2 separate regions of the Homo sapiens genome follow, and region 2 is linked to region 1. A link is a contact called in ENCODE Hi-C or POLR2A ChIA-PET data. All regions are on one chromosome and are shown on one strand. The core of a region is the stretch at or near the end of the contact, and the rest is flanking DNA. Distances in the headings are between cores, read along the strand shown. Region 1 has its middle 110 kb from the start of C16orf95. Region 2 has its middle 76 kb from the start of C16orf95.

Region 1 (5,940 bases), core at 3,096-5,595:
TGGCCCATGGGCTCCTGAAACTCAGAGTGGGCAGAACCTTCCTCTCTGATAAGAAAAATCTGTGTTTCCACGAGATCAGAGTGGACCCCAGGTGTGTGTTCTCTCTCTCTCTCTCTCTCTCTCCCCCTCCCCCTCCCCCTCCCCCTCCCCCCCCCCCTCTCTCTCTCTCTCTCTCTCTCTCTCTCTCTCTCTCTGCTCCCACCTCCTAGTCCCGGACTTGGCCACAGTTATGAGAAGTATGTGGCAAAACAGAATAACTGACAGCTCAGCTTTCTGACTGCACAACCCCAAAAGGAAGCCCCAGGGAGCCTGAAAAATGCCAGGGAGATTGCAGAGAGGGCAGAGATCAGGAAAGAGACAGTTTAAAGTTGTTCATGAATCCTGGGCTCACCCTTAAACTGCACAGGCACGCATTTGACCCTACACAGCAGACCCAAGACATTGAGAACGGAACTCGAGGATAAACCGTCGCCAGGCCCAGGCCTGGCCACTGGGTGGCGCACGCACAGGACAGCTCTGAAGAGCACTGCCCTGCTTTGACGACTGAGTGGCCACTGGGAGCACAGCTCGCAGAGGCTGCTCGGAACCTGTTGCCTGAATCCAACCACCTTGATTGACCACTGAAACCAAACTATCAGCATCCTCCATGGCATTTAAACAAGACCTAGAGCCTCCTAATATAGGATGCAAAATTCCAGGATACAGACCAAAATTACTCAGCATATGAAAATACAGGAAAATCTTAACTTGTACAAGTAAAGATAAGGAACAAATCCCAACAGCAAGATGACACCAGTGTTACAATGATCAGAAAAAGCCAGGCATGGTGGCTCCCGCCTGTAATCCCAGCACTTTGGGAGGCCGAGGTGGGCAGATCACTTGAGGTCAGGAGTATGAGACCAGCCTGGCCAATATGGTGAAACTCTGTCTCTACTAGAAATACAAAAATTAGACAGACATGGTGGCAGGCACCTGTAATCCCAGCTACTCGGGAGGCTGAGGCAGAAGAATAGTTTGAACCCAGGAAGCGGAGGTTGCAGTGAGCCGAGATCACACCACTGCACTCCAGCCTGGGCAACAGAGTGAGACTACGTCTCGAAAAAACAAAAATAAAAATAAAATAATAAAATAATAATAATAATAATAATAATAATAAGGAAGTATCAGAAAAGTCTTCGAAGCAGTTATTATAGAAATACTCCAAGAAGCAAGAGCAAACACTGGTAAAGCAAATGGAAAGATAGAAAGTGTAAGTAAAGAAAGAGAAGATATACAGAAAAACCAAACTGAACTGTTAGAACTAAACAATATGATAATCAAAATTTTAAAAGTCACCAGATGGGCTCAATAACAAAATCAAGATAACAGAGCAATGAGTCATTAAATGTGAGGATAAATTAATAGAAATCGTCCAACCTGAATAACAAAGGGAAAAAGAAGCAAAATTTTAAAACCAGAAAAAAAACAAATGAACAGAGACTGAAGCACCTGTACCAGACGCCTGACGTCCACATCACAGGAATTCTAGATGGAGAAAAAAGAGAATGCAGGGTAGAAAAACATCAGAGGAAAGAAATGTCTCGAATTTGTCAAAAAGCAAAACCTCCAAATTCAAAAAGTTCAGTGAATCCCATAAAAGGGTATACTCAAAGAAACCCATGCCTAGACACATCAGAGTCAAAATGCTGAAAGCAAAGACCAAGAAACAATCCTGAAAGCAGCCAAAGAAAAACAATGTAACAGGAAAATAATGAAGCAAAAATTGATAGGACCAAAAGAAGAAACAGACAAATGATCAATTATAGTTGGAGACTTCAATCTTATTCTCTAGGTAATTCAGAGAACAAATAGGAAGTCAGCAAAGATAAAAATGAACAGAATGGCCCCATCAAGCAACTGGATGTCATTTACATTTACACCACACCAACAACAGCAAAAAAGGAAGAAAAAGAAAAACCTTCTCTTTGAGTACACATAGAACATTCACAAAGGCTGGGCATGGTAGCCCACACCTGTAATTCCAATACTTTTTTTCTTTTGAGACAAAGGCGATAAGGTCTTGTTCTGTCACTCAGGCTGGAGTGCAGTGGCGCAATCTCGGCTCACTGCAGCCTCGACCTCTGGGCTGAAGCAATCATCCTGCCTCAGCCTCCCAAGTAGCTGGGACTACAAGCACACACCAACACATTTGGCTAGTTTTTAAATGTTTTGTAGAGATAGGGGCCTCAGGATTACAGGTGTGAATTACCACACCCAGCCTAATCTCAGTACTTTAGGAGGCCAAGGCAGGAGGATCACTTGAGGCCAGGAGTTTGAGACCAGCCTGGGCAATATAGTGAGATCCTGTCTCTACAAAAAATTTAAAAGTTAGCCAGGTGTGGTAGTGCTTGCTTGTGGTCCCAGCTACTCAGGGGGCTGAAGCAGGAGGGTAGCTTAAGCCCAGGAGATTGAGGCTGCAGTGAGCTATGATCGCACCACTGCACTCCAGCCTGGGCAACAGAGCAAGACCTTATCTCTAAAAAACAAACAAACAAACAAACAAAATTACAAAGCTGTTTTTCTAGTTCATAACACAAAACCTCAACTAATTAAAAAAAATTAAAGTAATTTAAGAGAATTACAGTTGTAATAATACAAAGTATGGTCTCTGATAATAATGAAATTAAAACAGAAGTCAGTTACAGAAAAATAACAAAAAAATTTCCAAAACCTTGGAAACTAAACAAAACACTTCTAAATTATTCATGGGTCAAACAGAAACTCTGGAGGGAAGTTAGAAAATATTTTTAATTGAATGAGGGTGAAACTACAAGATATAAAATTTGTGGAATTCAGCTAAAGCAAGTGCTGGCAGACAAATTTATATCATCAAATGCTTACATTAGAAAAGAAGAAAGGACTTAGCCTGATCATCTGAGCTTCCACCTTCAGAAATTATAAATAGCAGAAATTATAAATAGCAGAGCAAAATCAGCCAGTCGAGCCAAAGGAAATCAATAAGAAAAGCAGAAACCGATGAGATTGAAAAGAGAAAAATAATAGAGAAAAATCAATGAAACAAAAAGCTGACTCAAAATAATTAATAAAATTCTAGCAAGAGTGGCAAGGAAAAATAGAAGCATATATTATCAGTATTAGAAATTCAAGAAAGTATTCAATGAGACCCTCAGACACTAAAGGGGTAATAAGGGAATACTACTGTGCTAGTCCATTCTTGCATTGCTATGAAAGAAATATGTGAGACTGGGTAATTTATAAAGAAAAGAAGTTTAGGCCAGGTGCAGTGGCTCACACCTGTAATCCCAACACTTTGGGAGGCTGAGACGGGAGGACTGCCTGAGCTCAAGAGTTCAAGACCAGCCTGGCCAACACGGTGAAACCCCGTCTCTATTAAAAATACAAAAATTAGCCAGGCATGGTGGCGGGCACCTGTAGTCCCAGCTACTCAGGAGGCTGAGGCAGGAGAATCACTTGAGCCCGGGAAGCGGAGGTTGCAGTGAGCCGAGCTTGCACCGCTGCACTCTAGCCTGGGTGACAGAGCAAGACTCTGACTCAAAAAAAAAAAAAAAAAAAAAAAAAGTTGCCCAGGAAGGAGGTGGGGGGGAGAGTGAGAGAGAAGACAAAAGGGCACCAGGACACTTTGGAGGTGATGGCATGTTCACTGTCTGAACGGCTGTGATGGCTTCATAGGTGACTACATATGTCAAAGCACCAAACTGTATGATCTAAATATGTGCAGTTCATTATATGTCCATTATATGCAAAGACGTTTTTAAAAACTCAACAGGAAGAAAAATAACCCAATTCAAAATGGACAAGAGACTTTAACAGCTGCTTCATCAAGGAAGATACATGGATGATGAGTAAGAACATAAGAAGTCTCCCTCATTAGACGTCAGGGAATTGCAAATTAAGACCATGATGACACCCCATCGCACACTCACTAAAACAGTTAAAACGAAAAATGCAACAATGCCAAGTGCCAGTGAAGAAAGGAAGAAACAGGAACAGTCATATGCTGCTCACAGTGTAAAATGGTGCAGCCACATTAGAAAAGTTTGGCAGTTTTTTTTAAAGTTAAATATATACCTACCATAGGACCCGGCAATCTCGCTCCGAGGTATTTACCCAAGAGAAATAAAGACAAATGTTCACACACAAACCTGCACACAAATGTTTGTAGCAGCTTTATTCGAAATCACCCCACACTGGAAGGAACCCAAATGTCCTTCAACTGGTGAATGGATAAACAGAATGTCGTACGTCCAAACAATGAAATATTACTCAGAAAGAGAAGAAGGATGAATCAGTGTGAATTACACACAATGACCTGGCTGGATCAGAGGCCTTACGCTGAGTGGAAGAAGTGAGGCTCAAAAGGTTCCATACCCTTAGGGTTCCATTCATAAGGCATTCTGGAAGAGACAAAATTCTTGTGATGAAGAACTGATTAGTGGGCGCCAAGAGTGAGTGATGAGGGGAGGGTGGAACTTCACAGGGATGGCCCGAGGGAGTTTTTGGAGTGATGAAACCGCTTTGCGTCCTGACTGTGATGAGGGCTGCACAAATCTACACATGTGTTAACATGTACAACAAAAAGAAAGTCAATGTTCCTGTCATTTTTAAAACAAACAAAACAAAGTAAGCAGAAGAGAGTGATTAGCATCACAGCTCCCCGGCCCCCCGGCCCTCACCTTAAACCCAGTGCTGATGAACAGAAATGTCCCCCAAACCATGGGAGTCAGGCCCAGCAGATTGTAAAATGACTCTGCTGCACTGGCTGATGTCTGGGGAAAGGGGAGAGCTCCTCCCCTTGCAAACTGGAGAAAATTCGCATATTGGCTGGAAGTTGCATAACTATAATTCTCTTGCTCAGACAATTGGATCCTGAACCTCCAAATGAGGTAATAATTATACAGCCTGAGGAATCTGAACAGCATGGAGGAGAAACGCCAGCAAAAGCCAGCAGAGGAGAAGTTCTAACGGGACTGGGAAACGTGAGCCTGACCAGAGGTCTTGCGGCTGCTTTGTTTCTGAAGACTGCAAGTTCTCGGCCAGGGCACTGTTGAACCCTGCGGTGGTGGGGGTAGGGGTGGATGTCTGCTGCAAAGGGCAGACATTATAGATAAAATTCCACATTGTTTCTACCAGGCACCTCTGCCATCACCAGATGGTTCTTGACCCTGCAGAGCTGCCACACTCGTGGCAGGACAGTTTGCCCTCCTGGGCTCAGGGCCTAGATGCAGCAGCTCCTCCAGTCACTATGACAACCAAAACCATCCTGTGCATTTCCAAACAGCCCTTGGGTGGTACCACCCCCAATTAGTGACTGCTCAAGAGGTCAGGAAAAGAGAGTGACGCTTAAGTCAGAAGCAACTGCTTCCTCCACCCTGATGTGGAAGGGCGTCACCAAAGTCCTGGGGGACACTGTGAATGTACTAAATCCACCAAATTGAGTGCTTTAAAATGGCTAATTTTGTACACTTATATGAATGTCGCCTCAATTTTTAAAATACCTCCTCAGCAATTACATTTAGGAAACACCAACAAGGACAGAGAAAGACACAAACCAGGGGTCCCATCCTGCATGCTAGAAGGATGCATAAGCCCTGCAGGAACTTACATCCCCCAGCAAAAAGAGAAGGAGAAAGGGTGCAGAAAAAAAACTGACCCCCACCCAAAAAAGACACAGAATTTTCAACCAGATATGACTGAAGTCCTTGGAACAGAAAGATTTGGTCTCACAGCTCTGAGTGAAAATGGAACCTCAAGAGTTCAGTTTAATTATTTACCATTAAGGAAAAACACATTTGTGCACACCTGACTTAGAAACTGTGAGTCAAGGTGAAAGGCTCAGAGCAGATTGAATTTTGTTATAGGGATATAAAGAAATGTGACATTTTTTGTCAGTTAGAATGGTGATCATTAAAAAGTCAGGAA
Region 2 (6,054 bases), core at 1,173-3,672, 34 kb after region 1:
CTCCCAAAGGCCCCAGCTCCTAATACCATCGCACTGGGGTCAGGGCTTCAACGCAGGAACTTGGGGCTCGTAACAGAGCCTGCATCTTGAATGTTACTATTAGGCAGAATAATATTGGATGGAAAGATAGATTCACAGGAATGGATAAGGTGGGTTTTTTTTTTTTTGGTTTTGGTTTTGGTTTTTGTGAGACAAAGTCTCGCTCTGTCACCCAGGCTAGAGTGCAGTGGTGTGATCTCTGCTAACTGCAACCTCCACCTCCCAGGTTCAAGCAATTCTCCTGCCTCAGCCTCCCAAGTACCTGGGATTACAGGCACACACCACCATGCCTGGCTAATTATTTTGTGTTTTTAGTAGAGATGAAGTTTCACCATGTTGGCCAGCCTGGTCTCAAACTACTGACCTCAAGTGATCCGCCTGCCTTGGCTTCCCAAAGTGCTGGGATTGCAGGCAAGAGCACAGTGCCGGGCCTGGATGAGGTGTTTTTAAGGAAAGCCGATGAATTTATCTGGCTTCAATGGGAGAAACCGTATAGTTGGAGATTAGGCTGGAAGAATTTGTGAGGAATAAATAAATTAAAGAACCTCTAAACAGTGGAATATTCTGTATTCCAGAATGAGTAGCTTTGTCTGTGCTGATACAGAGAAAGCTCTAAGATATATTAAATATATTTTATAACTAACAATACTCAGGATCCGTTGTTAACATTTTTTAAAAGTATTGAAAAAAATGGTACAAGTAGAATGATATTATTTATGTATTAAACTATGTAAGTACAGATGTAAACATAAATATGATTTTATACATCAGAAATTTTCTAGAGAGAACAATGGAAAATTGCCCCAAACCTGGCCTGGGAAAGAACTGATGTCATTCACAACTTCCTTCTGGGAAGAAATGGGTGTTTGTATGAAATGCATTAAGTTGATTTTCAGATAAACTTCAAGTCAACCCTCAGTCAAGAATAAATGATTATTAACCAGTTATTCTTTTTTCTTGTGTCCAGGCTGAGATTTCAGAAGTGAGGGAGCCTTTTACTCTTCATTTCATGTGGTTTCATAATCTTTAAGTTTTGCCATTGCCAGTATTATTTTAACAAATGTATTTGAGGATCAAACACATATCACGTCCAGGTTGTGGAGAAGCTTAAATGCCATGCGAAGAATCTGAAATTATCATGCAAGGAGGAGGGGACAATGGAAGGTTTTGAGCCAGCAAATTCCTGAGCAAAAGTGTCATTTTTTACCTGGAACGAGTGACTTCCCTCCCACCCCCCTTGCCTGCCTGTGTTCTCCTAAGCTTCTCCTAAAATGAGGTTTGGAAACTGCGGTTCTTTCAACTGAATACTCAGAATAGATTTAAACAGAAAATGACTGTGAAGAAAAATTATAAAACAGTTTGAAGTGGGCAAAAAAAAGGTTATTGGATATCAATTGGAATGATTTCTCAATTAATATCAATTAATTTTATTAATTTTGTTGATTCGGATAATATTCGATCAAGTATCAAAGGATTCTTCAATCAATTAATTTTATTTATTCCAATGATATCGAATCAAGTATCGGTGGATATTTCAATCAGTTAATTTTATTGATTCCAGTGATATGAATTGGAATGCTGAGAATTGTCTAGCAAGCCCTGCGGGGTCATCTGGTTCTGCAGAGCTGTGCGCTGCTGGAGCAGGCTGGTCAGCCACTCTGGACATTATAGAACACAGAGAGTAACACGCATGAGTCTCACCCCTAGGAATCCAAATTACGTCTGCCCTATGGAGATACAATTAATTCACCCTGTAGAAAACTTGGTTCCAAGCATTACATCTTCAGCCCTAGAGGCATAAACTAGGTGTGTGCCTATTCAGGAATTCATTTTGGTTCTTCCTGATTTCCTCATGCCTGTGCTTCACATCCTTTGAGTCAGCTTTCATGTGTCAATCACTTATAAATGATGTATGTAAAATCTCTTAAATGTGTCCATTTGATACTTGCATAAGAGCCTTGATTTTACCTTTTGAAAGCTGTATAGTTTAGCATGGCCAAACCAGACCAGAAGAAATGAGGCAATAGCTCTGTTCCACAGTTATCGTCTATCGAGAGAGGAATTCAAGATGACCAGAATTTAGGGTCTGACTCATTTATGATCCAGCGTGTCAGGAAGCCGGTACCGGGAAAGACAGATGTGATCTGGAAACAGTTGAGGAGTCAGTTGGGCATGGAGTGGCAGGGGACTGCTCCAGATGTGGCAGAATGGGCTGGGGTGGGGTGAGGATGGAGGAAGAGCTGGGAACGAGAGAAAATCTGATTATCAGATGCACAAATCGCTGACAGACATGTTTCTGTAATTATAGGATTCTAAGCAGGACAGACAAAAATGAAGAGGTGAGGAGCTGGCTGTGGGGAAACTTGTTATTCTTGAATCTGAACAATGACGTGTTTTCTTGAAAGATAATCAGATAAGGAAGCAAAAGAGAGATTTGCTCTGAACTGCGCCCAAGCCCGTGATCGTGCAATATTTACATTAAATTCAAAAGTGAATGAAATGACAGGTCAGCCAACAGGAGAGTAGTTTTTGCCTGTAAAGGCACTCTTCTTACCCGGACAAATGGGCAGGCTGTGTTTTGAAAAATAATAATCCAGGACAGAATGGGGAAGGGGTGAGCTTTTGTGGAAAGATCCAGTATCCGTGGATCATTTCAGTGTTTGTGACCTCGAGAAGGAAAAGGAGGGAAGCAGTCTGGGGCGTTTTCCTGGACTTTGGACATGGGCTCTGGATATGGCGTCGGGGGCCAGTGCGCGCAGGGCTGGCCGGGGGACAGACATCCACCAGAGCTGGTGTGCTCTTGGCTCTGTTCCCGCTGGACCTCCGTGAGATTGAAAGATTTTCCTAGAGGGACAAGGGACTGAATCTTCTCCAGCTCTGCACCTCCTTTGAAGACATCAGAATAATGCTTCAGACTCAAACTCCCTGATTTTTCTTGTAAACAATGCAACCCAATTCGTTTAAAACTCTTATACGAGGAACAGAAGTTGTGTAGCATTGTGGTTAAACAAGGAGAGCTTGAAATCAGGGATCACATTCTTGCAACCTCTGCCTGTTGACATTGGGTTGGCTCAACTTTCCAAACCTTTGGTCTCTCATCTGGAAAGGGAGTGAACATCTCCCAGCATCGGGGCCAGTGAGTGGGCTGCGTGCTACCAGGCTTACCTGGAGCTCTCACTCGATGGCACTTACTCCAACACTATGGTGATCTTGATTGGTAGTAACGGTATTAAGGCAAAATGCAAAAGTTCAATCTGATTGTTGCACCAGGATAGTAGGAGATTATTGATAATTATTTCTTCAAATCTGTCTTGAATTTTATTGCTTTGCTGTCTTTTCAGTTGTAAAATAAAATAAAACTTGGATTCAACAGGAAGGGTAGGAATAATGATTTCTAGAACATTAAAATAATAGCACATAATACTTACTACATGCCGGCCATGGCTCCATTCACCTCTCACAATAAATCTACGTGGCAGGGGCTCTCATGATCCCCATTTCACAGAAGGGGAAGCCACAACCCAGAAGGACAAATGAACCTGCCAGGAGGAGACGGTGAGCAATTGGAACAAATGCCCAAGGGTCTGGCGCCGGGAATGGAAGGTCCCTTTGGTAAAGTACACATCAGTAAATAGAGACAGGGTAGATGGAACACTACACAGATGGAGACCTCTGGGTCACGAACAGGCCCTTCTGCACACCAGGTCTGAATGACTGCCTCTGAGCTGATTTAGACCCCCCACACTCCACAAAGATACCCAAGAGGCCTCTGGTTCCTGCACCTCCCAACTTGCCTTAAGACCAAATCTGTTCTGGTGGCCAGAAACCAACTCCCTCTCCCGTGGCACAGAAGAACTTCCAGCTTCCTTTATTAAGAAAGATTAAATGTCTTGTGAATATAGCAGTGCCCTGGCTGAGCTAGCGATGTGTCCACTGTGGACGCAGTGAAAGACAGATTTCACCCTGGACAGACAGCTTGTCTCCTGCCCAGGGACAGTCCGAGCCAGCCACCAGGCAGGGGACCAATTAATTCATGAAGTCAGCTTGCGAGGCCCTCGCTAGCGAAGGCAGAAACTGTGCACATGGTTTTCCATTTATTCAGGAGGCAGCGGCAATGCCCAACAAGACAAACCAGCCGATTTGGTTGAGGTTGCCATCAATAGTGAGTGCCCCAGGTGCTGTCCAGGCAATGCTCACAGCCTCACAGGCTCCTGCCCCACTGGGGGCTTGGGAAGAGTTCAGCAGCGTCTGGAGGTCTGTGCATGAAGACATCCCCACAAGGCTGTGTTTGGGCACAAAAACTACACTTCTGTTTTGAGCTTCGGAACGCCTGGGCTCGGCTCAGCCAAGCTAACAGAAAGACCTTTCATTAGGCTCTCAGGAGATATTTCCAAAAAAAAAAAAAAAAAAAAAAGGAAAGGAAAGTAGAGCCTTTCAAAGAAGAAAGTTCAGTGCTCAGCAAAAAAACAGTTTTTTTAGAATAAAAATTTAATCAATTTTTGTGGTTTCAATAAAAGCAAAGGATTTTGTGGTTTTCCCTCAAATTTTTCACCATTTTCCATAAAAACAAAAGCCAATATTTGAAACCATTTTTCCCCCAATGAAAGTGGCAACGTTTCTGCCCAGGGACAGTTTCTTGGAGAAGTATCTTTGCAAGCTTCCAGGCTTGGGATCGCTGTGTTGGGGCCTGAGAATACATGGGGTTATTTCACCTGCAGCCAAGTGTGTGCACCTCGGATCACAGAAATGTGATTCAGTTGGGAAATTCCACATGATGAGAAAAGATCACTTTTCTTTCAAGAGGTATAAAAAGTAGGCCATTTTACTTTCTAGGGAGCAGGACACAAAGGTCTGAAGGCGGTCGCTGCTATATGGGGGTTGTGTCCTCAGCAAGTCTGTTTGCAGAGAACAACAACAACAAAAAGCTCCCTTCTGATGCTCATTATAGACCCATGCATAGAATCGTCCTATTTGAGATCTCAAAGGAGCGTGGTTGAACTTTCTTATTTTGCATATGAAGAAGCTGAGGCTCACAGCGGCTGCAGGGCTGACCCTACGACACAAAGATGATCCGCAGAGCTGCCACTCAAATCAAGGCCTCTTTGCCCACAGAGTTTTTTTGCTTCCCCGTCTCCTGAGCCCTCTCTTAGTAAAGCTTGTTTTTATCAACTCTTAATTCCTGGAACAAACATCATCTACACTTTTGGCAGCAAATTTTAACGTTTCTTGACTACCTAGGTCAAGAAATGACTACCTAGGTCAAGAAATGACTACCTAGGTCAACAACTTTCAGCCTCTTGCATTTGAACTTTAGCAAAAGATTCTGAACTGCCACAAAAATATTCCTTTCACACTGGGAGCGAGAAGGTTCCAGGAACTATTGAGGGCTCTCAATTGGTGAAGCAACCCAAGACTATCACCCTCTTCTGGATTTTTGCTTCCCTGCATTTAATGTCAAGAGCAACATTTTCCTACTTTTACTCTTTGCTTTGGCTGCTAGGAAGCGCAAAGCTAAATTTTGTCTTTAATTGCTATAGCTTTCCTCAGTTTGTTTTGTTTTGTTTTGTTTTGTTGTTGTTTTTTTTTTTGTTTTTGTGACAGAGTCTTGCTCTTGTCACCCAGGCTGGAGTGCAATGGCGCGATCTCAGCTCACTGCAACCTCCACCTCCCAGGTTCAAGCAATTCTCCTGCCTCAGCCTCCGAAGTAGCTGGGATTACAGATGCACGCCACCACGCTGGGCTAATTTTTGTATTTTTAGTAGAGACAGGGTTTCACCATGTTAGCCAGGCTGGTCTCAAACTCCTGACCTCATGATCCACCCGCCTCAGCCTCCCAAAGTGCTGGGATTACAGGCATGAGCCACCGCACCCAGCCTCCTCAGTCTAGATGTTTTAATGTAGTTTCTGTCTTTGCCACTTTACTCTCTTCTCACTTGCCTTTTATTCTGGGTTAATGCTTTTTATGCCTTGTATTTTTAAGTAAAACATTTTCATTTTTTTCTGAAAATGGATAAA

What was found. A loop is a pair of places that touch in the nucleus more often than their neighbours do. ChIA-PET counts read pairs that join two places held with the same protein, here RNA polymerase II (POLR2A). Pooled maps may share reads with other maps.
Region 2: a loop to region 1 is called in a map of PC-3, with 2.3 times the contacts of the local background. The contact joins two enhancer-like sites. A Hi-C loop is called at or near these places in 3 of 168 maps with a recorded cell type or tissue (MCF 10A, PC-3 and PC-9) and 6 of 50 pooled maps. POLR2A ChIA-PET finds 5 or more read pairs at or near these places in 8 of 52 experiments (BJ, GM12878, HepG2 and 5 more).

Annotation. Positions count from the first base shown.
Region 1 is chr16:87,202,871-87,208,810 of GRCh38, forward strand. No RefSeq gene overlaps it. Among named protein-coding and RNA genes, the nearest start is that of C16orf95, 110 kb to the right of the region's middle. Within about 2 kb of position 4,346, at least 8 of the 41 ENCODE cell types and tissues checked have a DNase peak (open chromatin) inside an H3K27ac peak, as active enhancers do; they include PC-3 and PC-9, where a contact is called at or near this core.
Region 2 is chr16:87,238,534-87,244,587 of GRCh38, forward strand. No RefSeq gene overlaps it. Among named protein-coding and RNA genes, the nearest start is that of C16orf95, 76 kb to the right of the region's middle. RefSeq lists an enhancer at 3,714-4,215. Within about 2 kb of position 2,423, at least 2 of the 41 ENCODE cell types and tissues checked have a DNase peak (open chromatin) inside an H3K27ac peak, as active enhancers do; they include PC-3 and PC-9, where a contact is called at or near this core.